Linked DNA regions of Homo sapiens: regions 2, 3, 4, 5, 6 and 7 are each linked to region 1. A link is a loop called in an ENCODE intact Hi-C map of the cell type or tissue named here. Cell type or tissue: mammary epithelial cell. All regions are shown on one strand. Region 1 has its middle 100 kb from the start of SVIL. Region 2 holds the start of LOC102724333 (a long non-coding RNA gene). Region 3 has its middle 200 kb from the start of JCAD. Region 4 holds the start of LOC107984218 (a long non-coding RNA gene). Region 5 overlaps SVIL (supervillin). Region 6 overlaps SVIL (supervillin). Region 7 holds the start of LOC124902401 (a long non-coding RNA gene).

The links. A loop is a pair of places that touch in the nucleus more often than their neighbours do. Peaks named below come from ENCODE experiments on the same cell type or tissue, not always from the same donor. Only the 100,000 strongest peaks of a DNase experiment are listed, where the experiment ranks them.
Region 2: it touches region 1 in a loop (2.8-fold over the local background); 57 of 110 quality-filtered maps call a loop at or near these places.
Region 3: a loop joins it to region 1, with 13 times the contacts of the local background. A loop is called at or near these places in 58 of 110 quality-filtered maps.
Region 4: it touches region 1 in a loop (10-fold over the local background); 19 of 110 quality-filtered maps call a loop at or near these places.
Region 5: a loop joins it to region 1, with 5 times the contacts of the local background. A loop is called at or near these places in 27 of 110 quality-filtered maps.
Region 6: it touches region 1 in a loop (8-fold over the local background); 38 of 110 quality-filtered maps call a loop at or near these places.
Region 7: a loop joins it to region 1, with 6 times the contacts of the local background. A loop is called at or near these places in 19 of 110 quality-filtered maps.

Annotation. Positions count from the first base shown.
Region 1 is chr10:29,733,717-29,737,716 of GRCh38, forward strand. It overlaps a transcript of SVIL not described here. Among named protein-coding and RNA genes, the nearest start is that of SVIL, 100 kb to the left of the region's middle. RefSeq lists silencers at 1,670-1,809, 1,920-2,109, 2,120-2,349, 2,604-2,898 and an enhancer at 1,750-2,250. In mammary epithelial cell, a CTCF peak has its summit at 2,255 (motif pointing left); DNase peaks (open chromatin) are centred at 2,175, 2,755, 3,025 and 3,195; H3K4me3 peaks cover 2,879 bases; H3K27ac peaks cover 2,515 bases.
Region 2 is chr10:29,838,309-29,842,308 of GRCh38, forward strand. It overlaps LOC102724333 (a long non-coding RNA gene), which reads left to right and starts at 432. Exons shown (of 2, transcript XR_428684.2): 1 at 432-508; 2 at 1,246-1,438. In mammary epithelial cell, no CTCF peak of the experiment used is centred here; a DNase peak (open chromatin) is centred at 1,803; H3K27ac peaks cover 1,396 bases.
Region 3 is chr10:29,856,550-29,860,549 of GRCh38, forward strand. No RefSeq gene overlaps it. Among named protein-coding and RNA genes, the nearest start is that of JCAD, 200 kb to the right of the region's middle. In mammary epithelial cell, a CTCF peak has its summit at 2,083 (motif pointing left); DNase peaks (open chromatin) are centred at 2,132, 3,342 and 3,822; H3K27ac peaks cover 912 bases.
Region 4 is chr10:30,000,429-30,004,428 of GRCh38, forward strand. It overlaps LOC107984218 (a long non-coding RNA gene), which reads right to left and starts at 644. Exons shown (of 2, transcript XR_001747403.2): 1 at 532-644. In mammary epithelial cell, a CTCF peak has its summit at 2,191 (motif pointing left); a DNase peak (open chromatin) is centred at 2,163.
Region 5 is chr10:29,534,174-29,538,173 of GRCh38, forward strand. SVIL (supervillin) reads right to left here. Exons shown (of 38, transcript NM_021738.3): 7 at 1,816-1,896. Among named protein-coding and RNA genes, the nearest start is that of MIR604, 8.9 kb to the right of the region's middle. RefSeq lists an enhancer at 3,937-4,000. In mammary epithelial cell, a CTCF peak has its summit at 1,517; DNase peaks (open chromatin) are centred at 1,328 and 1,748; H3K27ac peaks cover 2,145 bases.
Region 6 is chr10:29,589,006-29,593,005 of GRCh38, forward strand. The region is part of intron 1 of SVIL (supervillin); the gene reads right to left. Among named protein-coding and RNA genes, the nearest start is that of MIR938, 11 kb to the right of the region's middle. In mammary epithelial cell, a CTCF peak has its summit at 1,861 (motif pointing left); DNase peaks (open chromatin) are centred at 1,336 and 1,726; H3K4me3 peaks cover 178 bases; H3K27ac peaks cover 1,977 bases.
Region 7 is chr10:29,511,426-29,515,425 of GRCh38, forward strand. SVIL (supervillin) reads right to left here. Exons shown (of 38, transcript NM_021738.3): 17 at 1,310-1,436. LOC124902401 (a long non-coding RNA gene) reads left to right here and starts at 1,424. Exons shown (of 2, transcript XR_007062099.1): 1 at 1,424-1,507; 2 at 3,556-4,000. In mammary epithelial cell, a CTCF peak has its summit at 1,775 (motif pointing left); no DNase peak of the experiment used is centred here; H3K27ac peaks cover 437 bases.

The DNA of each region.
Region 1 (4,000 bases):
ACTTTCCAGGCTTGCCCTCATCAGCGTGCCTGGCTGCCTCTACCTAGGACGTTCCAAGTCCCTGACTGTCACGCCAGAGTTGCAAACATCTTTCTTGAAGGCAATACATTTTAAGTACATTCAGGACAATGCCAAAGTCCTATTTTGTAAACTTGAGCTCAAATGTTGTATAAAAGTTGTGGATACAACCATATCCTTGGATCCCTCAAAGAAATTCTGAGGTTTTAACTTATCAGTCAGTAAGGTGGGCCATTATTTCCAAAGCATACTTCACTCAATTTTAAACGCACATTCAGCACAGTGGCAAAGTCACACACAGCTTAAACAAGGTGGGAACTGCAGCTCCTTGCAAAAGAAAAGGCAAACAGAGCTCCGTGCTGTGTAGAATTCCTGACTCCAGGCCCACCTGCCTGATGAAACACTGCAAAAAGCAAAGGACAGCTATTTCCACCTCTCTTTGGAACTGTCATAATTCTAAAGGTTTGGGGAGGAAACCTTAGTTCTCTTCATATACATTAAGTTTTAAATATGAGTTGGTTTAGCTATGGCACTGGCATTAACACAAGCCAGAGATAGGTGGAAAGTCCATCAAGCCCTATAGCCTAGCATAATCAAACCTGAACCCCGGGGTACAGCACACACCCAGCAGTCCATAAAGCGCTCTTCAGTAACCGACTTTGTCAAAAATAAAAAAATAACCTGGAAGAATAAACAGTCCTCTTTGGAACAGGGCAGACTCTTGGATCTGTTAACCTCTTTAAGCCTCAGTTTCCTCATCTGTGAAACAGAAATAACCTCCTGGGAAGAGGTTGTAAGGTTTAAAGAGAAAATGAAGAGCCTTCCACATTGTGTAGGGGAGAGTCCCTGGTCCATTAGCCCTTCATAAAAACCAGTGCCTGCCCTTTCCTTCCAACAGAAGAAGGGGGTGGAGGCAGATAAGACAAGACACGAAAACGTGAATTCCATCGATTGACTGCGAGGGGCTAGGGTTCACAGCAAGCAGAACGTCCTGGGTTTCTCTTCAATACCACCTCCTCCTCTCCTGTTCAGATGCTGAGAAACATCTGGCGCAGTAGAGATGCTGCCTCTGACATTTCTATGACAAAACGCGTGCCTGTGCTAGGGTTTGCACAGGCACAAGTTATCACAACCTCGGGATGGGGCTGGGGATGGCGGACAGGAGCTCCTTTAATTTCCCCAGCTGGCCTCTCCCCTTGTGAGGAACTTCTCATTGCAATAAACTGTCAGACTTCACAAGATCTCTCATGCCAACGCCTGAAGCTCTTAATCCCGCACCTGACCCAGATTGCGGCCTGGACTGGAGCCTCCCCGCCGCTCACTCACTGTAATGCAATTACCGCCTTCTGGAGCTCCACTCGGGGTGCCAGGGACTGCTGGCTGTCACCCGGGGACTAAACCACTCCCTTCGGGGAGCCCGCACGCGCGCAGAAACGTGGGCAGCTGGGGTGGCCTGGCGCACCACGCATCGGGTTCAAACCCGCGCGGGCCCTGCGGAGGCGCCGGTCTGGGACCCCGGGCTGGGGCGCGGGAGCCACCGCAGCTCCGGCCACTTGCGGCTGGTGTCGGGAAAGGAACCGGGCGATGTCGTAGTTCTGATCACTGGCGCGCCACTCCCCGGGCCACCCGCCTCCCCGCCATGCTCTCAGCGTAACGGGCAGCCGCGCTAACTTCCCGAAACTCCGCGGAGAGAAACCCTGCCCCGGCCCGCTCCTCCCCGAGGCGCGCTCCGGGGACGGAAGTGGGTGGGAGCCGCGGCCGCGCCGCGCCTTTGTTACGGCTCGGGGACCCCGCGGGCCGAGCGCAGCGCCCCGTCGCAGCGGCCCGGGCACCCGCCGGCCTCCACCCCCGGGAGGCGCCCCCGTTCCCGCTTCGGTCCCCGGCAGGGCCTCCCGCAGCCAGAGCGAGACTGACCCGCGCCTCCCGCCCCGGAGCAGAGCGCAGCGGCGCGTCCTGGCGTCTGCCGGCCCCGGCTCCGCGCGCCCCTCGGCCACCGCGCGGAGGGACTTTGCTCACCTACCCGGCTCTTCCACACCTCCCGGTGGCAGGATCGCCGCTTCCCGCCGACAGCGGCTCGGCGGCCCCGACTTCTCAGCAGCGCCGCGGCCACGCCCCGCCTCGTTCCCACCGCGCGGGGAGCGGGTCCCCGCTCGGGATGATTCACTTCGCTCCTTACCTGGAGGCTCGCGCGTCCCCACCCCTTGCGACCCGCGCGGCGGCCGGGAGCTGGCGCCCTCTGCTGGGCCACCAGGCGGGAGCACCCTCGGACTGGGCAAGGATCGGGCGGAGAGGGTGGGGACACAGAGGGGGGCCAAGCACAAGCACCCCTGCCTCTCTCAACGCGGGCACCCCTTCCCAAAACAGGGGCCAGTGCGCGGGGACCACGCTGGGACGACTCTCGGGGGAAGCACCAGAGCTGTCCCCACGCCCCAGGACACGAACTCGCGCCCGGAGCCGACCCCCTCCACGGCCAGCGGGTCCAGCCGCGTCCTCGGAGGTGGCCCAAGGAAACCGCGATGAATCGGCATAAGCACGTCCTATCTTAAAACACCGGAAAGGCAGATTTTACTTTGTTTGGAAACTAAGTTTGTGTCCTGTGTCTCAGTAGCTCTCAGGGTGGTGGCAGTCACGCCCCCCCGGTCCCAGGGCTGGGAAGATGCTTGGGCTAGCCCCCGCTGCAGCCCCGGAGATGCGGGGCTTTAGGATCCCAGGGGCTGGAGGCCAGGGCCGCCCTATCGCTCTCCCGGCCGGGGGTGTGGCTGTCCAACTCGCTCTGTCGCCCGAGTGAACTCTTCCAGCAGGTTGGCCTCTCAGGCTGTCCCCTGAGGACCTGAGCGAAACTCTGGAGGGGACCAGGAAGAAGGGAGAGAGGACATCTCCGAGACCTTCCCGGGGGTGCGCCCACACTCACGCGCCCACACTCGCGTCCCCACCTTCCCCCCCGTCTCACCTCCGCGCGCTCCTGCAGAGCCCGACTGCGCCCGCCCTCCTCGCCCACCTGCCGGGCCCGGGCCGGGGGTGCACACTAGCGCGGGGCCTTGGTGGTGCGGCACCGTCCCCTGCCCAAGCTGGCTCTCGAGGAGGTGTGGGCCCCGGGAAAGTCGGCCAGGGCCACTGTCGCCGTCGCCGCCGGAGCAGAGCCAGTGGCGAGCTCGTCAGGGCGGACCGGGCGCCTCCGTCCCCGAGAGCCGGCGCGCGAGTCCCGGCCAGCGGGCAGGCGCCCGGTATTAATTGTAGGGCCCCCGGGTGTCGGCCGCCAGGCGCTCTGAGTGGCTCGGACCGCGCGCCAGGCCGGCGGGGCCGGCGCCACCCACCCCCTCGGCGCGCGCCCGGCCCAGGGACGCGCCCACGCGCACGCGCCCAGCGGCTCAGGGCTCCCTGGCTCTCACCGGCTCTGCTGCCCGGAGGCAGCCGCTTACCCTGGAGCCCTGAGAGGCCCCTTTGAGTCTCCAGACCTTCCAGGGATAAATAAAATCTGGCGACCTGTGCCAACGCTGTGGGCCAGTTGCAAAGGAGACCGTCCTTGCTGGCCACGCGCACCTGTGAAAAAGTCGCGGGACCCCCCAATCCCCTCCACCTGGACCGAACCCTGCCTCGGTGGTTCTCGCACTTTAGCTACACCAGAGTCCTCCAACGTTTGTGAAAACACCATGACTGCCCCTCTTCGTGCCCCCTCCAGTGTCTGATTCTGTAAGACTTCTGTGGGGCCCGAGAATTTGCACTTCGAACAGATTCCCAGGTGATGCTGAGGCAGCCGCGAAGATTGAGAGTTAGGGCTTGTAAAAGTGCTTGGTAAACGGCAGAACAGTAGATAAGTAGATAAATTTCAACCTGTTAAGTATGTTACTTGTCTGTTTCAGTAGGTAGAGGTAGTTGTGCTCCTCTGAGTGTTAGACTACTTTATGTTTCCTCCTGAATATGCACCATCAGACAAAAAAGAAAAGCGAGTGTTTTTGTTTGCTCTAAAAGACCACAGATTGGG
Region 2 (4,000 bases), 100 kb after region 1:
AGGAGTTTACTTTTTAGCATAGGAGGCAGGGGATAAACCACAAACCTAACAAATAAAGTAGCCACATGGAAGGTAAAAGGTGCTAAGTGCTGGAGATAACGCAAGGGAGGTCAGGAGGATGGGAACAAAGAGGATTCAGGCTCTGGGGCAGAAGTCATTCCCTGGGTTTCCTTTCCAGGTCTGGAGAAGGACAAGATGCAGCCAGAGAAGGACTGTGGGTCACTGGGAGGAGGGCACATTCCCAAAGGGGAGTTAGTAGCAAATAGAGGGACAAAGATGGCCAGATCAGGCGTTTCTTGTGGGCTGGGGAGCAGAAGAAAGAGGCTCATCCCTTGCTCTAGCTGGATGACCTAATAAGGCTTCTTCCATCTTGCTTGCTTTGAGTCTGGCCTCCGAGAGGACTCCCTGTTCTCTCTGGCAGGCGCTGCAGAGCCCACAGTGTTTAGGATTTCTGAGCGCCACTGAGTGTTCCAGCCAAAGACCCCATGTGACTTTCCTCCAAGCACGGGTGAGGGGTGCAGGAAGGAAGGGAGGGAGAGGGGTGAAGGGGGAAGGGGGGAGGGAGGGGGGAGATACAGAGATGGGGAGGAGTGCAGGAGGGAGGAGGGGAGGGGTGCTGGAGGGAGAAGAAGGGTGCAAGGAGGAAGGGGGAGAGGTAATGGTGCTGGAGGAATGGGGAGCGGATAGGGGTGAGGGAGGGAGGGAGAGGCATACAGGAGGGAGGAGAAGATTGCAAAAGGGAAGAGAAGGGGTGCAGGGAGAGAAAGGGAAGGGTGTGGGAGGGAGGGAGAAGGAGGGTGTAGGGAGGGAGAAGGAGCTTCCCATTTCAGGCCTTGGCACCAGGCTATCAGCTGAGACAAGGTGGACAGGAGAGGGGGATCAGAACAAATGCTAGGGCCCAGCTGTATCTGGCCAGCTTTCCTAAAGTAGTTAAAGCTAACGAGAAAGGTAACTGAGAAGGTGAAGAAAATAAAAGACTACTGAAATAGGTGTGCTCTGTGGGACACAATGCCTTCCTCAAAGAGTTGACATTTTAGTGTAGGAGGCAGAGGATAAACCACAAACTCTGTGGGGATTGGAGGCATTTCTGTTGTGTTTTTGTATCAGTCATAGCACTTATTCTTCCAAGAGCTCATTTGCCCCTGCAGCAGGGCTGGGGGCTCATGGGTGGCACCTGTTTCCTGGCCAGAGAGGGACTCCTCCACCTGGACAGAGGGCAACTGGTTTGTTTCCAATTTCTTTTAGGCTCTTAGCATGCTGAAGCTGGGAGGGAGCTTCGAGATGATGAGGACGCCAGGGCCTCCATGAGGGGCTGCCCTGGTGAACACAGGCCCTGGTACTGAATAAGCTCTTCCCGGTTCTAACTCGACTTTCATGGTGTCATTTTTGCGAGGTGCATCTCTGATCTGCCTCCAGTAAATAAACGGCTGAAACAGAAGGTTTTGAGTTTGTTTTTTGCGGAGGAAAGGAAGGAGAGCATTAAAGAACACATTTGGAAGAAAAAATGTTCACTGAGAGGTGGGAAGTCAGGCCAGCCAGGGAGAGCTTTGTTGCCTGTGAGAGGTTCTTACATCTAAACCAGGATGGGTTTGGGGGTGGGGCAGTCAACCCTGGAATTCAGGTTTTACATGCAAGCTGTCTTTCTGACAATCTACACATTTCACAGGTAAGCCAGGTGCGATCATTTGCATGTACCCACTTGCACAAGACCTGCCGGGAGCCTTCTGGCCAGGGCAAGCTGCATTCTTTCCAGGCACTTGTCCCAGGCAGGTGTGTTTCCCAGCGCCGCAGGTTAGAAACAAAGCAGGTTTGGACTGGTGATGGACTATACAGAGAGCACTGTCTCCTGAGTCGGGGACGTGGTGCTGGCCCCAGCTTGGTCATGAATTCACTGTGTGATCCTGGCTGAGTTTCTTGGCCTCTGGGGCCCTTTGTTTACCACCATTGTAATGAAGGGGTTGGATTAGACCAGTTTTCTGGAAATGTGCTCACTGAGGCCCCGGATATTCCAGAGAAGCCGTGGCCCAGGGCTAGAGGAAGGAAGGCTAAGGAGGGCTCAGACGGAGAATCTCCAGATGCCACCTGGCTTCATCCACAGAACTGCCAGCTCTATAAGATGATGTAATACATATGATGTGATACTATAATACAATGATGGACTTCAGGGTAAGGGAAAGAAGGGTTCCACTGCCTGCAAAGTTTGGAAGCCCCTGCATCAGGTCCCATCCATGATCCTATTATTCATTAAATGGTCCCGAGCAGTGCCAGAGGAGACTGGCAGTGTTCACTTTGCTTATTTAGAAGCCTGAACAAATGCCAAGAATTCACGGTCAGAAAAACACCCTTTGGCTCCACATTTATCTAGAGAGCAAAACAGACGCACTTGACAGATCCTGCAGGTCTAATAAAACGCCAGTGTGGCAGAAACCCTCTCTGCTGCTTCATAGTATTTATTATTTCCAGCAGATTCTACACTTGCTGTCACCAGGACATACCTGAGCAGGGGAGGTCAGGGCTGACCCCTGGGGCTGTGGGCAGAAACCATGGAAAGCCTCTGAGGGCCACTGGCTTTGTCATGAGTAGATGCAATATGTGGGTGATTGTTTACATGGAAACGAAACATCTGCGACACATGGCGACATGGAAAATCCCACCATCATACAGTAAATGAGAACCCAAAATTCCATGTCATTAAAGCAGGGGTTGCATTATTGAATATTAAATGAGATGACCCAGGGTGAGCCTGTGTGGCTGGCTGAGGAAGGTGCTGGGGTCAAAGTCCTTCTCGGGCCAGCGGCTTTCTAGGACAATAAATGTGTCACTTTCCTCCCCTAACCTTCTCCCGTGTGGAATAAGAACAGAGCTAAAGATGTGGTTCCTTGACCAATTATACTATATTTAAAATGACATTTTTAAGGGACTTTACTATTAGGCCTTAGTAAGGAAAAATCTGAATTTCAAACTGCGAGGCTAATGTGTGAGATCAAGTCACTTGACCAATTGAGCGTTTACATCTCAGGGTGGCTTTCTGGATCTTGATTTTCCTTAGCAAATACAATTTTGTTTTAAGACAGGGTCTTTGTCACCTAGGCTGGAGTGCAGTGACGTGATCATGGCCCACCACATCCATGACCTCCCGGGCTCAGGAGATCTCCCACCTCAGACTCCCAAGCAGCTGGGACTACAGGCAACCGCCACCATGCTTGGTTAATTTTTTTGTGTGTATTTTTTGTAGAGACAGGGTTTCACCATGCTGCCCAGGCTGGTCTCAATCCCCTGGGCTCAAGCAACCCACCTGCCTCAGCCTCCCAAAGTGCAAGGATTTCAAGTGTGAGCCACCGCCCCTGGCCAACAAATACTTATTCAAAGTCATCCACCTGCCTGGCACTATTGTAGAAGCTTGCTTCCCATCAATGAGCAAAACACAAAATTCCTGCCTTGGAGGAGCTTATATTCTGTGTCGCCATTTACCTGTCCCTAACTTGGGGGCCCAGCTCTCCCGAGGGGCTGTGTTACTTCGGTGTCTGTCAGGGGAAATGGTAGCATGGAGATTGTGGCTGGGTTGTGGCATCAGACACCCGGGCTCAGACAGAGCCTTTGGTTCTCTCCTTACACAGCTTCCATCAACTCTGCTCATGTCTGTTTCGTTGTTGTTAAAGCGGGCAGCAATGGCACATTCCTCATCAGGCTGCATCGATGATTAAATAAGGTATTTAATCCTTGATGTGGCGCCTGGCACTTAGTAAGTGCCCATAAAGTGGGTGGCTCGTGGCTGTCACTCCTGGGCCTTGTTCTCACAGCGGCATTCCTGCTCCTGTGTTTGCCCTCTGTTTGGTTGCCATGGGTGCTGTGTTTGTGTAGAGCTTCAGCAGGACGTGGTGCTGCGAACATTCATCTTGCCTCTGCCTGGTGATCTGGTGAGCAGGTGCTGCTGTTTGTGGGAGGAAGGGGCCAGCTGCCCATGGGATAGCAGCAACTGTGTGGCCTCCCCAGGCTGGTG
Region 3 (4,000 bases), 120 kb after region 1:
TGAGAGAATGTAATCATTAACTTACATTTACGTTCATGTTAACCAGAACAGAAAATACTGTAGTAGGAAAAGTAAGAGTTAATTTCAGATTAAAAATACATACATTTTTCAGATGTGTAGGGAAAAATACTGAAAGAGTTTACTTTAAAACATATGTTGTTGGCTGGGCGGGGTGGCTCACGCCTATAATCCCAGCACTTCGGGAGGCCGAGGCAGGTGGATCACGAGGTCAGGAGATCGAGACCATCCTGGCCAACATGGTGAAACCCAGTCTCTACTAAAAATACAAAAATTAGCCGGGTATGGTGTCACGTGCCTGTAGTTTCAGCTACTCAGGAGGCTGAGGCAGGAGAATTGCTTAAATGTGGGAGGCGGAGCTTGCAGTGAGCCGAGATCGCACCACTGCCTAGGCGACAGAGCAAGACTCCGTCTCAAAAAAAAAAAACCAAAAAACATATGTTGTCAGTTGTTACCTTGGATGGTTGGTTTTGTAACTGTTTTTTTAGAATGCTCTTCTGAGTTTTTCAGATGTTCTGTTTGAGTATTATTATTGTTTCATTAGAAACATCAATAAAGTAGTCTTCAGAAAATGCTAATTGAGGCCAGGCACTGTGGCTCATGCCTATAATCCCAGCACTTTGGGAGGCCAAGGCAGGAGTTCAAGACCAGCCTGACTAATATGGTGAAACCCTGTCTCTACTAAAAATATAAAACTTAGCTGGACGTGGTGGCATGCACCTATAGTCCCAGCTACTTGGGAGGCTGAGACAGGACAATTGCTTGAACCTGGAAGGCAGAGGTTGCAGTGAGCTGAGATTGTGCCACTGCACTCCAGCCTGGGTGACAGAGCAAGACTCTGTCTCAAAAAAAAAAAAAAAAAAAGAAGAAAAAAAGAAAACGCTAATTGAAAATGCAGTCTGGAAATATGAGTACCTCCATTCCTTACCTACATTTCATGTCTTATTTTTTAATAAAATATAATGGTATTTGCTGGAACGATTGTTCAGTTGTCTTCAGAGAAGAATATTCTCCTTTTTGATTGTTGTTATTAAACTCAGCTGTCTCCAGGACAGATTAAGACATTCTTTTTTTCAACTACCCAGATCCCCCTTGACTAGAGCAAATAGCTAAGTTCAGAGGAATTTTTGGGAAGAGTCTCAGCCGAACTCTCAGAGAGTAAGGAAAATCCATGAGATGATATGGAGCCTGGGCTGTGACAGACATGTATTTGTTGTTGATAAAGGAAGAATATATTTGTTAATACTCTTAGCAGAAGAAAACATAGAGAAAATTATGTTTGTGTCTTAAGAAGAAAGAGGAAATCCAGGCTCAGTGGCTCACACCTGTAACCCCAGCACTTTGGGAGGCTAAGGTGGGAGGATCGCTTGAGGCCAGGAGTTCAAGACCAGCCTGGGAAATATTGCAAGACCTAGTCTCTAAAGAAAATTTTTAAAAAGTAGAGGAAGAAAAAGCAAGAATTCTTAAAAAGTAAAAAAAATTGCACAATCCATTTGTGAACTGGAACAACTAAAATGTCCAACAGAGAAAGTGACTTTGAGTTGAACATGAAGTAGAGCAAGTACCCTGAGCCCAGGGAGAGCTCAGAGGGTAGACAGATATCACTGTGGATCCCAGGAAAAGGACGGCTTCCTCAGAGCAAAGCATCCTGCTCAATTTCAAGATGACATTTAAGGAAAGCAACATGTTTTTTAAAGCTTGGGTACCGAAGTTATGGCCAAAAGTTTAAACTGAGATATACAAGAAGATGCTACAAGAAGTAATATAATATGAAGTTCAGATCTGGCTGGGAAAGGAGAAAGAGGCAGGAGGAATGACAACTTTATGGAGTACCCTCTTTGACAGAAGTGTGGTTCGTGCGTCCCCTCCACAGCCGTGGAAGCTGGACAGGCAGGGCTGCAGTGAGAGATGCACTCAAAAGAGCTGTGGGCATTGTTTGGCAGCGGCTCGACAGCTGCTCAAATTGCAGGAGACAAGAAGTTAAACAGGACGCTGGCTTTCCAATCGACTTGTGCAAAGGAATTTCTATTTTAGGAGGAACAGAGGCCTTGAGTCCACAGTGCCACCTGCAGGGGGCCAGCTGGGCAGGGAGGAAGAAGTCACAAAATCACTCGGGAATAGTTTAGTTGCCAGGGGGCCCTGGGTCCATCTGAACTGAGTCACGGCACTTGCACTAAAGCAAATCTACTCACAGACTGATTACTACTGATTTGCTCAGGGAAAAGTCCCTCTCCCTAAACTAGGACTCACTCTACCAAGAGTTTCCTTGGCTGATATAAGGATCAGAGGCTACTTCACATGACTTCTCACCATCACTGATGCCACTCTTAGTCCTGCTGCAATGTACCTTTCACAGGGATGGGTAGCAGAGAGGATCAGCTCTGTTTTCATCATTATTTTTTTGGTTTTGTTTTTTTTGTTTGTTTTCTTTTAGAGACAGGGTCTTGCTGTGTTGCCCAGGCTGGAGTGCAGTGGAGCAATCACTGCTGGAGTGCAGTGGAGCTCACTGGAGCCTCCAGCTCTTGAGCTCCAAGTATCCTCCCACCTCAGCCTCCTGAGTAGCTGGGACTACTGGTGCATGCCCCCGTGCCTGGCTAATTACATTTTTTTTTTTTTTTTTTTTTTTTAGAAACTGGGTCTTGCTATGTTGCCCAGGCTGGTCTCAAATTTCTGGCCTGAAATAATCCTCCCACCTCGGCCTCCCAAAGTGCTGGGATTACAGGCATGAACCACTGCACCCAGCCTGTCATCATTGTTGAAAAGCATTTTAAGTACCTCCCAGCTGCCCTGCTGGCAGAGGAGGCAGATGCATCCTATAGAGTAGTGGGTACAAACATGGGCTTCAGCCTCAGCCAGCCTTGGGTTCAAATTCCAGCCAGGGAAGGGACAGGATTCAGCAGGGCCAGGATTAGAGTCAGGTGATTAAGGCTGAGTCCCAGTATAAGGTCAGAGTCTGTCTTTTTTTCACATTTTAATATTTTACTATGGAATGTTTTCACTAATTTTGCATTTTTAAAAAATTGCACTGAAATATCCTTTACCTTGCTTACTGAGCCTTTTGGCTTTCCTTTACATTTTGCACCAAACTGAGTGCTCACTCACCTCACCTAGTCTCAATATAGTCCAGCCCAAGCATGTCGGTTTCATGAGGTTGTGCAAGTCATTTTAAATCTTGCTTTCATCGTCTGAAAATGGGATGATTAACAGATTCTATCTTACAGGGTTTTGTAAAGTTAAATGAGATAATGCCCTTAAAACTCTTAGCACGGGACCTGAAGTGTACATAGGTGTGCAATAAACTGCCTGTACCTTTGCTAAGTCACCCTATGGCCAGGATCTGATGTGTTGCACACAGCAAACCTAGATATAGCGTGTGCCTCCTGAAGGAATCATTTGCTTGAAGAGAGAACATGAGTCAGTGCCCAAAAAGCATGTTACTGCCAATAAGAACCACATTTTACAAGACAGAAAATGACCCGCCAAGCCATTTCTGGACACTTACTAATAAAATGTAGCTAATTTCAAATTGGGATCCAGACTATGACTTGAGCCGGGCTGCAGGTTGTTAAAAACCATGAGCAAATTCACAGATCCCAGAGTAGAAGAAATGCCCTTTGCTGAGAATCAGCCGAAATTGTGGTGTGTGTTGGAAAACAGCAGCAAGTACTTATTCCTTGGACACCTTGTCCTCAGCTAAGGCATTTGCTAGGCACCCGTAGGAATATATGCTTGAGAAATAGGCGAAACTACTTGCGAACACGTGCACCGACCAAGGCTGCTGTATGCCCTGCAGTGCATATAAACACATGGTGGGAGTGAGCTCAGGGTGAAAAGATGTGTTAAGAAACACATTATATCAACCACATCCGCCCTTCCACACATTCTGGGAAAATGACAGTTTATGCTTTCAATGTTGCCGTTTCCAAAGAACCGTGATTTAGTGTCTCATATAAAAGTACAGCAGGCAAGCTGGATCCATTTC
Region 4 (4,000 bases), 270 kb after region 1:
GAAAATCTATGCAGGACTAAGGGCTGAGGGAAAGCCCTATGTACTTTGGGACCCCAGGACAAGAGGATAATTGTGCAAAATCCCATTGACATCACTTTCTCTCTGTAGGGAGCTGCAGATTAATGGTAAAAAAAAAAAAACAAAAAAAAAACACTAATGAGCAAAGTAACTCCTAGTTACCCCATCCAGGTTGGGGAAGAGAAGTTTGGAGACACTAGTGTCTCTAGTTATGTAGCATTTATTTTCTAGATCTAAGCGTCTACTGTTCCATGGTATTAGCTGTCCTTGGAAGCATCCCTAACCTTCCCAACCCTCTGTTACTTCATCTGCAAAATAGGAATACCTGATGTGCCTGGCTCTCAGAGTTGTTGTAAAAACGGAAAGAAAACAGCAGCTGAAAATTGTCAAGGACTGTGACAGGGCTGAGGTTTTTACCCCATTTGTCAGGTTACAAGTGGGCCTGCCAGTTTCATGAATGGGGATAGAAGACACAAGACTCCTGGGTCAGAGCCAAGGGAATTTATTACTCACTGCAACAGCAGTAGCCAGAGTCTCGGCATTTTCTTGTGTGGGATCCGTAGACTCCAATACCCAGAGCGCGATGTGAAGAGGCCGGGTGAGACGGTCACACCAGGCAGGAACCTGAGTTTAGGAAAGTCACTTATTTTTAGTATGAGTAGGAAGCCTGCCTGACCTTTGTCCCTGAGAGAGACATTATCTTTATTCTACTGGGCAGTAAACAAACCTGCCCTTTCCTCTGGAGACAGAGACACTGACTGTATCTTCCCAGGCTGCTCTCTGCACAAACACCCTTGGAAAGCTAGTCCGGAACAAAAGCGGTCCGTGTCTCTCTTGGCAAAACAGGCTTCTGCCTTTCCAGGCAAAAGACCCGTGGAGAATTTTCTCCCCACCAAGCACTATTGAGAAAGTGCAAGTGCTATGCATGTGTAAAGTACTTTAACCTCATTTACCCTAACAATTGCCCTGTGAGGTGGGAAGGGGTAAAAATAACCCTATCATGATGCTTATGTGGAAAGAGAGTCAGGCATGAGAGGTTCAGCACGTGTCCAAAGCCACCCAGCTATTTGGTGAATCACCATGTCTAGCACTGAGAAATCTAGGCTCTAGGCCCTCTGCTATTTCTACTACACCACTGGCAAGATCATCTTTAATGCCCCTCAAGCCTCACTCATTCCCACTAGAATCTACAAATTGTGACAGGCCATCAACAGTGAGAAGTCAGCACCATTAGAAACTTCTGCAGTTTCCAAGGCTGAGCTCATTTGAAAGCAGGCGATGCGTGTGTTAAATAACCAGGCTTTGTTTTGGGTTATCAAAATTCTCCCACGGTCTGCTCCAGCATGCCAACATGGGTGTTGGGGGGTTACAAGGGAGTTTGCGGGCACTCGGAAGCAATCGAGACCCCGTGACCTGCAGAGTGGTGAGCAGGACTCAGGCGTATGGGAGTGGGAAGTCACTGACCCTCACACCTGCATGGATGTTGCTGCTCTTCTGCTTTGCAGAAGAGGGTTCATACCCGTTCTTTTTGTGCCAGGAAGAAGGACAGGCTCAAAGGTTCTGTGGCCTGTGGCTTGAGGTCTCCCTGTTGTTCAACAAGTGTCAGCAAGGGTCTCTGGCCCTGGAGGGGCTCTCACTGAGCTCCCGTGGGAGTGGGACATGTAGGAGCCCCAGTTCCTACACTGTCTCCTAAGGGGCTCCAGCTTGGCTTGGACCTCTTTCCTGGTGCACAGTATGACTGCTGATCGACACTCACTGAACACTTAGCAAGTTCCAGGCACTGTGCTATGCCAAGCCCTTCCCACACATCATCTTATTTAATCCTCACAACAACCCTTTCTATGGGTGACATGCCTGCATCGCATGGTAAGTGACAAAGCTCCAACTCATTGCAGATCTTATCTGGCTCTGAGGCCCAGATATGCTTCCAACAAAGGACTTGTGAGTTATCTTCACATTTTTAGAAATAAAGTTGGGGTCCAGAGAGCAGAGCCCCTGAAAGCCTCTCTTTTCTGCCAGCCTGTCGCAGCAAAGTACTTCCAACTAGATCTTTAGGTAGACAGGTCTGCAGGTTCTGCTTGTAGGAAAAACAGCAAGCAATTAGCACAACCCGCCTGGATGTGGGGCTCAGTGAACCTGTCCTCCGTTGGCATGCACGTACGCTGCCCTCTAGCGTTGAAATGCCAGCAGGCGGCTACCTCTGCTCAGCTTGCACAAGAGGTCAGCCCCTCGCCTTCCCATGGGGAGCAGAACAGAGTCCGGCATTTCCCACTCTGGAGAATGGGCCACTTCCCACTGAGTGGCCTCTCCTACACAAAGGGCAAGGGACCCCACATGAAAATGTCCCGAGAAGTTTTGTGCTGCCTGGGTCAGCCGGCCACTTTCAGCAGGCTTCACTCTACAAGGAGCTTTTTCCTCTGAAAGTGACTTCTGTACACCAATTATTATGATCTGTCACCTCTGAAGCCATTTATTTCAATGGCTAGTGATAAGTATTGATACTTGACAGGATTTTCAACTTGGATTTCACAAACCTCAAGTATATTTTCTGTTCTCTCCCATGTCACTATTCCTTTAGAAACCAAAATTACATCAAAAGTGATTCACCTGATTGCAGAGCTCAGTCTGTGAAGTGGGTGCCTCCCTGCCACCCCGAGATTCCTAGATCGGCCATGAGCGAGGCATATCAAAGAGACCTGCCCTTTGATAACCACGTTTTATTTTCACCAGAAGGCATCTTCTCTCTATTGTATAATATATGATTCCAGGGTCTATGCAATGGTTCTGTAACTTCAAACTTCTCGAGATGAAGAGAAAAATGAAACCCTTTGTAGGCATCATTCACTGGAAGCACTCAAACTTAATAAAGATGATCTATTGTAAATGCAATACATTTTCTGCTGGGTTTAGCTTATTTATCTTCATGGTACAGCCTTATATATGTGGGATGGATTTGAACCAGATATAATATGGGTACAGTTATAACTCTGCAGGAAATCTCCTAAAAGTAACAGATCTTACCTTTGTAATAAAGATAGCCATATAAAATTTTTGGTATAAATCGTGCAGCACAAGATTGGCATAATTCAAGCATAGTGCGCCGTCTAAGTTCATGCATGTGGCGTTTCCCACAGGCAGAAATAACTCTTCCAATGGCTTCTATTTGTCCTTCCATAGTTGAAGACAAAGAAGACAGGCTCTATGGCAAAATTATGAGGCCACCAAAATCAATGCTCCAAGCCCCATTCTTCATATTTCTTCTTTTCTCTGTAGCAATTACAAGTTTTTCTTTTGTTTTCTAACCTTCTCAGGTTCAAAGTCAAACCTCCTAATAAGTTTTCTATTTCTGCAAAACAAATTGCTTCTACACTCAGCAGGTTTTCTTTTAGGTTTTTCTTTCTCTCTTTTTTTTTTTTTTTTTTTTTTGAGACAGAGCCTGGCTCTGTCACCTAGGCTGGAGTGCAGTGCAGTGGCACCATCTCAGCTCACTGCAACCTCTGCCTCCTGGGCTCAAACCATCCTCCCACCTCAGCTTCCCAAGTAGCTGGGATTACAGGTGCATACTACCATACCTGGCTAATTTTTATGTTTTTAGTAGACACAGGGTTTTGCAGTGTTGCCCAGGCTGGTCTTGAAGTCCTGAGCTCAAGTGATTGCCCCCCTCAGCCTCCCAAAATGCCGCATTACAGGCGTGAGCCACAGTGCCCGGCCCACACTCAGCAGTTTAAAAGAATAATAAACAATTACTGTTTCATGTTGTTTCCATGGGCCAGCACAGAGGAGTAGCTGAACTTGAGGGTTTGGAGGTCTCTCAGGAGGTTGCATTCAAAATGTCAGTGGCTGTGGAGGCTCCACTTGGGCTTGAAGATCCATGTCCATGGGGGATCATTCACAGGGCTGGCAAACTGGTGTTGGCTGTTGGCTGTTGGCTGGAGGCCTTAATTCCTCACGATGTGGGTCTCCCCACGGGAGTGCTGGAGCG
Region 5 (4,000 bases), 200 kb before region 1:
CCTGTCCTGCTGTTATGCTCTTAGTTAAAAATGAATCCCAAAAGAGAGGCCGGGCCCTGGGGCTCATGCCTGTGATCACAACCTTTTGGGAGGCCTGGGCAGGAGGATCATTTGAGGCCAGGAGTTTGAGACCAGTTTGGGCAACATAGTGAGATCTTGTCTCTACAAAAGTAAAAAACAATATCTAGGTGCAGTGGCGTGTGCCTGTAGTCCCAGCTACTTAGGAGGCTGAGGCAGGAGGCCCACTTGAATCCAGGAGTTTGAGGCTGCAGTGAGCTATGATTGTACAGCTACACTCCAGCATAGGCAACAGAGAGAGGCTCTGTCCCTAAAAAACAAAAATAAAATAAAAATAAAGAGAGATTGCTCCAGTTGTTTCTAAAGTTATTCAAATATCTGAGAGCAAAACTGACATCCTTTTCAAAAGCTACAGACCTTTTTCCATTACTGCAAAACAAAGAAACCAAGAGCTCTGGCTGTGGGGTTGGAAGAGACCTCTGCTCAGATCCTGGCTCAGTCAGGTTGAGCTGTGTAGTGTTGGGCAACTCACCTGCCCTTAGTAAGCCTCAGTTGCTTTACCTTTTAAATGGAAATAATAGTGACATAATGTAATGTGATATTTGCAAAGCACGTGGCTTAGTGCTTAGCAAAGAGTAAATGTTTAATAGTGTTATCTAGTTCTTATTTTTGGTTTTTGAAGTACCATGTAGTGGGAAAGGAGACACAATTCCAACTACTTGAGAATGGAAAACTGATTAGGGCTCAGCTTTAAAAAGCAAAGAGGGCTTTTGGAGTGGGAAAAGGGATTTCTTGCGGGGAGAGGAATTTAGACTGTTTACTTAAGCTTAATTGGCAAAAGTAATTATTTATGATGTGCACTGTATGGAAAAGAATAGTTTATTTAATGACAAGTGCACCCTGCTAAATTTGATAAAAACTCCTATATATTTTTTTTAACGTACGAGGCAGTGTATCTATATATGTGTCATTAAAGGACAATCCACACAGACGCACATAGAGGTGGTAACTATGAACAACTCAGGGAAAGAAAACATTCTTAGTTGTTATTTTTCCCAGAGATGAGCCAGTGTTGGAGGTTTTCATACTTAAAACGTTTGTTAATCAAAAGGAGACTGAAGCGCGGTTCCAGTTCTCCTGTGGAATGCGTGCTCCTGATCAGAGACAATCTGAATGTTGTCCTCAGCCAAGAACAAAGTGACTGTCAGAAACTCTGTGTGTGGAGCTTTGTCCTTCCATGACTTACTCATTCTGACTCCTTCCGCCTCTCCCTGCCCCCAGTCTTAAAAATGAAATGATAGGGGGTTTTGTTTGCTTTTAAAACCACATGCCCTAAATTTAACTGTTGAAAATTAACTACTGGTTTAGAGATGAGGAGATATGAAAGCAAGGAGGCTGGAAGGGCTGGGAGCAGTGGGAAGCTGAGCAGATGGGACGCCGGCTAGCGAGTCCAGCTATGGAAAGGAGCCCAGGGCCTGGCTGGGTGCTCACTACTGCCCCTCACTGGCCAGTCCTATGTGAGTTGGTGAGAAGGGAAAAGCAAAAGGTCAAGTAAAAGGTTTGTCAATCAAGAAAGATTGACAAAGATTGAAAAAGAGGGGGAAGGAGAGATACTATTAGCATGGATTAGGGCATGTGGAGGGGAAAAGCAAATGATTAGAAAGTAACTTCCACGTGATTTTCAAGTGCACTGGTATTAAAGAAGGCAAGAGGAGAGTGGGTGTTAGCTGATGTGTGGTCAGGCAGGAGGAAGCAACACTCATGCACACAAGCCCCAGAGGGCCGGCGTGCGGGTACCTGGAAGGCCAGTTGATAAGTGAAGGTGTGTCCCCTTCGGAATCTTTCTGGAGAAACCACTCATGTTTGGGTTTCCCTGTACTATTGTGTACAAAAAACAAAACCAGATAATCTCTATTAAAACGTCAACATATACACAGACTTTACCATAACTTAAAACCTAAAGGCTGATTTTTATTAAGAATAATCCTCACTTATAAGTGGGAGTTAAACATGGAGTACACATGGTCACAAAGAGGGAGCAGCAGACATGAGGGCCCACTTGAGGGAGGAGAGAGGCAGGAGGGCGGGGATGGAAACACAACCTGTGGGCTGCTGTGCTTATTACCTGGGTGACAAAATATTTAATACACCAAAGCCTTGTGACAATTTACCTACATAACAAATCTGCACATGTACCCCTGAACCTAAATTAAAACTTAAAAAAATAAACAAACAGGAATATTATAGGGAAAAAAAGAATAATTCTGTCTTTTGAAAATGTATAAGCACATTTTGCTATAGAGTTCATATTCACTTCATGGAGTTTCCAGGACATGTGGCTCACTACTAAAATCAAGAGGTAAAAATAAATGTATCTAAGGCCATCAAATCATGTGTTTTCCCAAGTAATTTTAAATTATTAGAAAGGAGTCTGTTGGCCGGGTGCAGTGGCTCACGCCTGTAATCCCAGCACTTTGGGAGGCCGGGGTGGGTGGATCACCTGAGGTTAGGAGTCCAAGACCAGCCTGGCCAACATGGTGAAACCCCATCTCTACTAAAAATACAAAAAATTAGCCGGGTGTGGTAGTGGGCACCAGTAATTCCAGCTACTCGGGAAGCTGAGGCAGGAGAGTTGCTGGAACCTGGGAGGTGGAGGTTGCAGTGAGCCGAGATCATGCCACTGCACTCCAGCCCGGGCGATAACAGCACGACTCTGTCACAAAAAAAAAAAAAAAAAAAAGAACGGAGTCTATTATAGTCACACTCTGCCCACAAATACCAGGCAATTCTCTTGTAAGCAGCTGACTAAAAGTAAAAGGTAATTTAATTTCCATAAGTTTTGCAGTGGCACGTTGGTAAATAGCCTAATATAAAAATAGCATCTATGTAAAACAACACATTTCAAATAAAGAAGATAATTAAAATAAATAAAAATAAAATAAAATAAGTCAATGGGATCACATTTTTAGTTGCTATTACACATTTTCCTTTTAAAATTATCACTGAATAATGTGACCAACACAAGAGTTACAAGTACTAATTCAGGTCCATTCTGCTGATATTTATTGAGCTCCTAGTAAGTGCAAGTAATGAGCTAAGGAACGACGAAAATGAATCATAAATCAACATAGCCATTAAAAACCTTAAACCGCAGGTAGGCTAGGTAATATATAGTCCACACATTCATTCCTCAACACACGACTGAGTATGATGCCAAGCAGAATATGAACGAGTAATTATACCAGGCTGAAGGTATTTTAGAGAAACATCATGGGTAAGGACAACCTTGTTTTAACAACATAAAGCAAGTCAAAGGAGGAACACTCAGATTACTGCCCTGTCTCCTCTTACAATGTAGAAAGAAAAAAAGGAAATTCTACAGGCTAGTTACAATGTTTACCAGCTCAAAACTTTATGAGCCTATCTGCAAGAATTTTTCAACACCAGGCTGGAAACACATTGCAGCTCAAAAAGAAATTTCTAAAAGAAAATAAAAGTTATAATCAACTTAATTTTCTAAAATCATTTTGGTTTGAGTTTTGGTTGGAGGGGACAGGCAGGTACCTGGCACCGCTATTGTACGTCTTGCTGTAACCACTGACCTCTATCTCGGTCTAGGCTTGGACTGATCTGTTTCTCCAGTAAGATCCTTCAGCCTTGCTACTCCTAAAACTATCACCCCACCTCCCCATCCTCTGCATCACATCAATTTTGCCCACAGCAAATAAAAAGTTAAGATGTATGTAAAGTCATTTCATTTCCAAATATAAAGGGTCCAATTCATCAACTTTTATTTGATGGGAAGAGTTTGGCGCATCGCCTGCAGCCAGGAACGAAGGCAGTGCAACTCAGTCCAGTGTGCAGAGGGCAAGAGGGGCCAGCAGACGCCTGCTGTTGGAAATGACATCAAGTTCCTATAACGAATCTGCCGCCTTCACAGGGTTATGTTTAGGCTGAATGCTTTCTGTATAACAGAGGGCTT
Region 6 (4,000 bases), 140 kb before region 1:
TGTGTCCCTTTTTCCCCAGGAGCATCCTGAATGTTGGCAAAATAAACCTTTAAGTGGATTGAGATGCCTCGGTGACTTTTCGGTTCACAGGAGTTTATCAGAAATTCCTGTCTAGATATTCATGCCAAAGGGAAAAAAAACAAGGATGTGAGACACTCGACACCAAAAGCCTGTCCTCCAGCTCTGTGGAAAGCAGCGTTGGGAAACGGAGTTTTAAGTAACACCAACCCCATGCCGCCCTATCACATCATCGCCCGCACGGCCTCGACACTGAAGCACTCAGCTCACACTCACCTTTGTCTCCTCTAACTTAGGCAAAGGAGGAGAGGATCCACAGCTGGCCAACAGTGTGGTGGGAATCTGGAGGGGAGGAGAGCGGCTCTGGGCCCCCTGTAAACCCCAGAAACTGTGGGGACTTCACCAGTCCCCTTGCAAGTCCCCTGCAGCATGCAGCACGGAACAGGCTGGCATTTGTTTATTTTAATGACAAGCAGCTAATTTCCTACTGTTTAAGGCCAAATTAGATGGCACTGAAGCACCACCGTATTCCCCCTTTCCTCTTCAGCTGCCGGCTTTGGGGGCTGTTTGAGCCCTAATTGGAACTTCCACCCAGAGACCAGGCAAGAAAAGAAAACGAGGTGAGACAATTTAGCTGCTGGCTACTGACTTGCAGCAAGCTCTGTCAATCAAGACTCCTGGAACAGGGGGTCTGGAGTTGCCGAGAGACCTTGATCTACCTGGATGTTCTTATATGGCCAAACCTCAAGACCTCAGGAACTGCAAACTGAAGATAGTAATAAAAGAATACATTAATTTCCCACATAATAGGCAATGTCTACTGAACTAAAATTAAGTTTGTTCTCACTAAAAATAATGTTGTTGGCCAGGCGTGGTGGCTCACGCCTGTAATCCCAGCACTTTGGGAGGCTGAGGTGGGTGGATCACGAGGTCAGGAGTGAAGACCAGCCTGGCCAAGATGGTGAAACCCCGTCTCTACTAAAAATGCAAAAAATTAGCCAGGTGTGGTGGCATGTGCCTGTAATCCCAGCTACTCAGGAGGCTGAGGCAGAGAATTGCTTGAACCTGGGAGGCGGAGGTTGCAGTGAGCCAAGATTGCGCCACTGCTCTCCAGCCTTGGCAACAGAGCAAGACTCCGTCTCAAAAAAAAAAAAAAAAAAAAAAAAAAAAAAGTTGTAAAGGAAAATTCCTCCCTTCCAGCCCCTGGGACTCTCTCCTTAATAATAAAGATATTACCAGACCTCCTGTCCCGTGGCTCCCCAATTAAGTAAGGCTGCCCAACAGGTTCCCAGCACAAAAGAGCTATTCACATGCTTGATTGTACTGAGCCAGCCCCTGACACTCAGCCTTGACGGTATATATTTAGTCACTGTCTACGAAGCAGAACTAGAACCACTGCATTTTCCCCCGACATTAAAACGGTGCCAACCGCATGGACAGAATGATAGATTTTTATCAGATCTTTTCCTGTTCTGAAGAAAAAAAGAGTATTTGTTCACTTTAACATGTACTTTACACCTTCTGGCTAGTAGATCACATATGCCATCTGGTTGGGTGGCAGAAAGTGATCATAAAATGATGAAAGATTCAGTCATCTTTTGCAACCTATTTATATGTTTTATATTTAAGCACATTATCAGGCTGTATTTATGGATATTATTTTTAACCCGGACACATGCTTGTGTTAAGCTTGAAATATGCTGAAATACCTTTAAACCTCATCCTGCAGTGCTGATTTAACTTAGTCACAGTTATCCACATCTAAGAGTATCAGTTGAAGTACTAACCCCTCTTTGAAAAAACTTAAAAACTTGATTCCTGAACTGCACTATACCTCCCCCTGGTGGCAGAAAAGAATCAATGCATCTCCCAAAGCCAATTTTACAAAACACTCCAAATAGAAACCCTGAAGCAAGGACATCTTTGTTTAAAGTAGTTTTAATATCTCCAAGACATGCAAGAAATTAAATGTTAGCAAATTATTTCATTCATCCACTGAACAAATATTTATGGAGCACCCAAGAGGCCAAGCCCGGTTCTGGGGCTGTGGATACAGTGAGACAAACTCCCTGCCCACACAAACTTATGTTCTAGTAATAACCAAATAAAGATTAATGTTTCACACACTTATTGGCCTTCTTTTTTAATATATGTGAAGTGAAATGTGTTTACATGCATGAAATCTCAAATACTCTGGGAACACCTGTGCTTCTGCATTGCTGGTTTCTCTCTTCAGCTCCTTGGCTGTCATTCTCACCTTGACCTCCCAGGCAGGTCCAGAACTTTCTACCCCATGCCCTCAAGAAGAACCTGTTGAGTAAAATGACTGTGGGCCATGGCATTGAAACCCAGGGAATCCAAACTAAGAGGCTTTATTGTCAGCTATATAAAAGTGCTTTTGCTATTTTCAATTGTCTGTATTATAAGCTAATATACTGACAGTTATAAAAGTGAGGCAGTCTTATAAAAAAGTAATAGCTCTCTCTATAAAACCTGATGCAATCCTGTGCCATAGTAAAAATTTTGTACATAAGCATTGCTACTGTGCGAACATTTTACTCAGAATCTCACCTCTGACAAAGCAATAGTAACTTCCAGATTCTCCTCCCCTGCACCCTGCACCTTTTTAAAAAACTGACAGCCTGAGAACTATCATGTTCCTAAATACGTGAGTCCTTCCAGCACATTAGGTGCTATAGGATATACCAGGGCAGCAGACAGAACTCATGCCAGCTTATGTCATCGGCCTTGCTGCATGAAGCTCCATGCTGCGAAGGGATCTTAGCACACGTGGGGAGATCCAAGTGCTCTGGGTGAGGGCTGATGCCTGTTCCTGGCTTAGGAGGAAGATGAGCAAAGAGCCTGCCAGGCATTTACCACTGCTAGTACCTTACATGGTTCTGGGTACTGCTCTAATGCTCATGGGACATAAAGAGGTTTCTCTGGGCTGGGTGCTGTGGCTCATGCCTGTAATCCCAGCACTTTGGGAGGCTGAGGCAGATGGATCACTTGAGGTCAGGAGTTCGAGACCAGCCTGGCCAACATAGGAAAACCACATCTCTACTAAGAATACAAACAATTAGCCAGGAATGGTGGTATATGCCTATAATCCCAGCTGCTTGGGAGGCTGAGGTGGGAGAATTGCTTGAACCTGGGAGGCGGAGGTTGCAGTGAGGCAAGATGGTGCCACTGCACTCCAGCCTGGGCAACAGAGTGAGACTCTTTCTCAAAAATAGAAAGAAAGAAAAAAGGGGATTTCTCTGAAACAATGTCACTGCTTTTAAGCATCTAAGTGTAATATTTGCATATTCTATTTTCCAACATGTTACCTATTTCCGAATAAGAAAATAAAGCCTCTTCGATATTTCACAAGGCAAGGGGCAAGAAGAAGCTTCTAGAAGCACACAATTTCACAAAAGCTGAATACATGTTGGTTTCTCATTTCTGTTTCAAATTCTACCTAAGTCGCCAGGTGCTGTTCAGTTTCTTGCAGCTGCGATTCTTCCAGTTAACAGTGAGACCTCCGTAATGGAGGTTTCAATGTCAAGGTGTCCATCGTTGCATGGACTCTGACAGTTACGTAGGAAGGGGAGGAGCATTTTCCAGACCCAATATTTGATCCAAATTAACAGTAAAGTAAGCATAAAAAATCAATGTTAAAACATGCAAGGTGAACTTCGTTAGGTAAAAATCTTCTCTTGGGGTAAAAGAAGCCTAGCTGATTTTCAAGCAAAATCTGTGTGACTAAAATTACACTGAGTCTAAACAAAATTCAAATCATTCATCTAAATATTTCCTTCATGATCAAGGCCTAGATTAAAGTTCATTCTAATGACTAATGTTCTATCTCATTCTTTAGGGCTAGCAAAAGGGTGGTGGAAATAGGTTGAATTTCAACTCACTTTCTAAATTTAAAGGAAAAAAAGTCTCTAAAATTCTAATTTATTAAATTGTTGTAGGGAAGTTTTAAACAGAAGCAGGA
Region 7 (4,000 bases), 220 kb before region 1:
GGCCAGGCGCTGCTTGGTGCCAGGACATAGTAGTTGGCAGGTTTGCTAATGAGGAATGTGTTAAAGTCATTTTTGAAGCAATGATTTCAAGATTCTTTTAAATAAAGTTTGCGGGTAGCAGGGATACATAATTTGACAGATGGATTTTCACTTCAGGATCACATTTTTGAAATCTGAATTTCACACGGTGTGTGAAAAATATGCACATGCATATACTTTCTAAATATCTAGTTATATTTGAGAATTTTACAAATGGCCAAGGCTTAAATGTCTTTAGTTAAATCATCTTTAACACCATGTATGTCTCAAAGAAGAGAATTCAAATTGCCATTCCAGTGAAACCTAAGAAGACACAGAAGTATCAGAGGAAATAGTGTCAGAACTCCTGACTCACACTTCTATGTGCACATCTCATTTTTATGTACGTTTCTTAATGCATGAAAGTCACACTCATCATCTCTCCCTTCCACAGATGCTTAACTTATTTTAGAGCTAGAAGGGGCCTGGGGATCATCGGGTTGAAAGCATTCTTTTTCTTTTCTACTTGAAGACTTCTGATCCTAGAAAGTGACCAGGGAGTGTGTCACCGGTGCATCATTTCGCCTCCAGCCAGAAGGTGCATTTGCAATTGTAGGGCCAGCCAGCAAGTAAGTCACCATCAGTTTCAAAAGTGTGCACTACCTGGTCAAAAGCTGGTCATCATCACATCTGTGATTTAACAATTCATCAATACTTTCGCATATGAAATGCTTGCTAGTATTGATCACCATGCATTACCTAATTTTGTTTCAACTTATACATTACTGTACATTCTCAATAAAAGGCATAGCTACTCATGAAACACGCTTAAATGATGAACTAAATACTCATAAACCACAATTATGTCCTTATTTTTTATACTTAGGTTTAAAATCTCTGCATGGGAAACACAAGTCTGTATTTTACATGGAACTTAAAGATATTAGTGGTGAATTCAATTTTTTTCATTATAAAGGCTTTAATAACACATGAAAGCCAGACTTCATTTAAGAAGGTTTTTAAACTGAAGAAAAAGTCCACACTTTAAAATTCAGGCACTTGCTTGCTGACATAGTGTGTGTGTGTTGCTGATCCCAGTTTTAAAACATCTCCAGGCACAGCCTTCTGCCCAATTTTAGCTGCTCTGTGACAGACTCTCAGTGTGTACCCTAAGGGCAAAAATGCACAAATGCTTCACAGAGTAGGAATTAGGTGGCACACGCTTGTCTTTTTGATGCACTTCCAAGAGTGATGTTAGTCGGAAGGCTTTTCCTAACATGGGGAATGTTACCTTCTTGATGAGGGACCGCCCTGCTTCCTGGGTGTGCAGGCTGCTGGCCGGCGCCTTGCCGCCCTCCTGCCTCCTGCTGAGTCTGTTTCTCCAATCTTCCTCCCCGCTTTTCTTCAACAGTGCCAATCTAGGAGGAAAACATGCCCGCCACAAAGAGTTCAGCACCAAACTCTTCCTTGTGATGGAACCATAATCTAGGTAAGAGAGGCGGCTTGGGCCAAGATATGACCACAGCCGCCTCGTTTTAACATTTTGAATTTCATTTATTCGGAAGACAGCATGTCTGGAAAAATAATAAAGTCCCTTTTCTAAGATGGCCCGAAGATTTTACAGTTGATTGAAACACAGAGCTGAAATCTGACTTGCTAGATAAAAGATGCACCATCATTCCAGCCAAGGATGTCTGTTCCTTGGCCTTGGGCTGAAAGCAAGAGAACCGTCCCCAGAGAAAAATGTCTTTTAGCGACGCCTTCTGGTCACTTGTGAAATAACATTAAAGGACTAAAGCTGTGTTACAGAAAATGATGCAGACATGGGCTTAAAAACATAAAGCTGGCCAGGCACGGTGGCTTCCGCCTGTAATCCTAGCACTTTGGGAAGCTGAGGCAGGTGGATCACGAGGTCAGGAGTTCGAGACCAGCCTGGCCAATACGGTGAAACCCCATCTCTACTAAAAATACAAAAATTAGCCAGCGGGAGGCTGAGGCACAAGAATCGCTTGAACCTGGGAGGCAGAGGTTGCAGTGAGCCGAGATTGTGCCACTGCACTCCAGCCTGGGTGACACAGTGAGACTCTGTCTCAAAAAACAAACAAACAAACAAAAACATAAAGCCATGAAGCACTTACAGTCTCTTAATATCATCCCTTTCAATTAGAGGTAAAATTTGATGTTTATGACTGTTTCTCCTCAGGTGTTCTAAGCCCTATTCTTTTCCTACAAATGAATTTGATCATTCTTATCCATCTTCTTTAGACAGAAACTATTTTCTATAAACCCATTTTTTAAAATTATCACTTCAACTTTCCTCAGGGGAAGGATATACACAAAAAAAGAATCTAATTAACTGATATTGTTAACTAACCTACTTTAGCTCAATGATGATGTGACTTGATAGGCAGTGCTTGAATACTGGAATCCTGAAAGGTTATTTTTCACAAACTTGAGGCTATTTCAGCTAACTGTATTGCATGAATGAAGAAATCTTAGGTATTTACGCTGGACAAACAAACATGGGAAAGATAAAAGGTAAAAAAAAAAAAAAAAGGTGGTGATCACTAAACTCATTTGAGCCGATGCTCAAACAATTTAAAGAGTAGGGAAAAGCCAAATAATTAGATCCTTTTCCCTCTGTGCTGGACCTGATGGGCCAGGTCTTATTGATATCACTAATGCATAATCCACAAATGGTATAAATATTTTTATCCATAAATATTAAATCCATAAATATTAAATCCATAAATATTTTTATCCATAAATATTAAATCCATAAATATTTTTTATTGTTATAAATTTGTTTTAGAGACAAGGTCTTCCTTTGTCACCAGGTCTGGAGTGCAGCGGCACAATCACGGTTCACTGCAGCCTCGAATTCCTGGGCTCAAGCGACAATCCTGCCTCGGCCTCCAGAGTAGCTAGGATGACAGGTGTGCATCACTGCGCCTGGTTAATTTTTAAAATTTTTATTTTGTAGAGACGAGGTCTTGCTATGCTGCTCAGGCTGGTTTTGAACTCCCGGGCTCAAGCAATTCTTCCATGTCAGCCTCCAGAGTAGCTAGGACTACACTTGTGCACCACTACACTAGGCTAATTTTTAAAATTTTTATTTGGTAGAGACAGGTGCTTGCTATGTTGCCCAGGGCAGTTTTGAACTCCTGGCCTCAAGCGATCCCCTGCCTCAGCCTCCCAAAGTGCTGGGATTACAGGCATGAGACAGCGCGCCTAGACAACAGTGTATTTTTAAGCAGAACATCAGCTTTGGTCCCAATTTGGCTACTCCCTTTGGGTATCTCGGTTCTCCCTCCTATATCTGTCACATCAGGAACTGGTCAGATGATCTCTAAGGGTCCTTCTTCCAAGCTTCCCGATTCCCATTAAATATTTGTTTTGGAGATGGGATGAGATATATTCTATGATAAAAGTTTTGTTATGCTAATAAGAAAACAAATTTTGTAGTACTTAAACAAGAATCCGGCGACATCTACGTATGTGTACATAATCACACCTTGTATTTGTCTATTCACTCAGTCAAATAACGGGAAGTAAGCCGTGAAGAAAGGAATCCCCCAAAGGAGGCAGGAGCTTCGAACTCTGGACCTGTCCCCTTCCTCAATCTCTTCCTTCTCCCCCCTTCATTTCTGTTTTCCTCTTTCTGCTAAGTGGCAGCAGATAAGATCTCAAGTGCTCAATCTCTAGAACTGGGGTAAGGCTGCCTTGTCAATCTCATGCAGATCCCTTTGGGTCAAGGTCTCATTTAGTCCTAACTCCTGTAATTCTCGAATGTTTAACAACACCCTGCATGCTACAAGAGCTAGTTCATGGGCTTGGACACGAAGTCGAAATTCCTTCAAGAGCTCTAATCCGCACCATTTCATACTATATAATGACTATGATTCATCTTTTCTCCAATTATTTTGAATGAGTCAGTTTTATCCTAATAAAATAATCTCACAAAATGAAATCATTAAAAGAA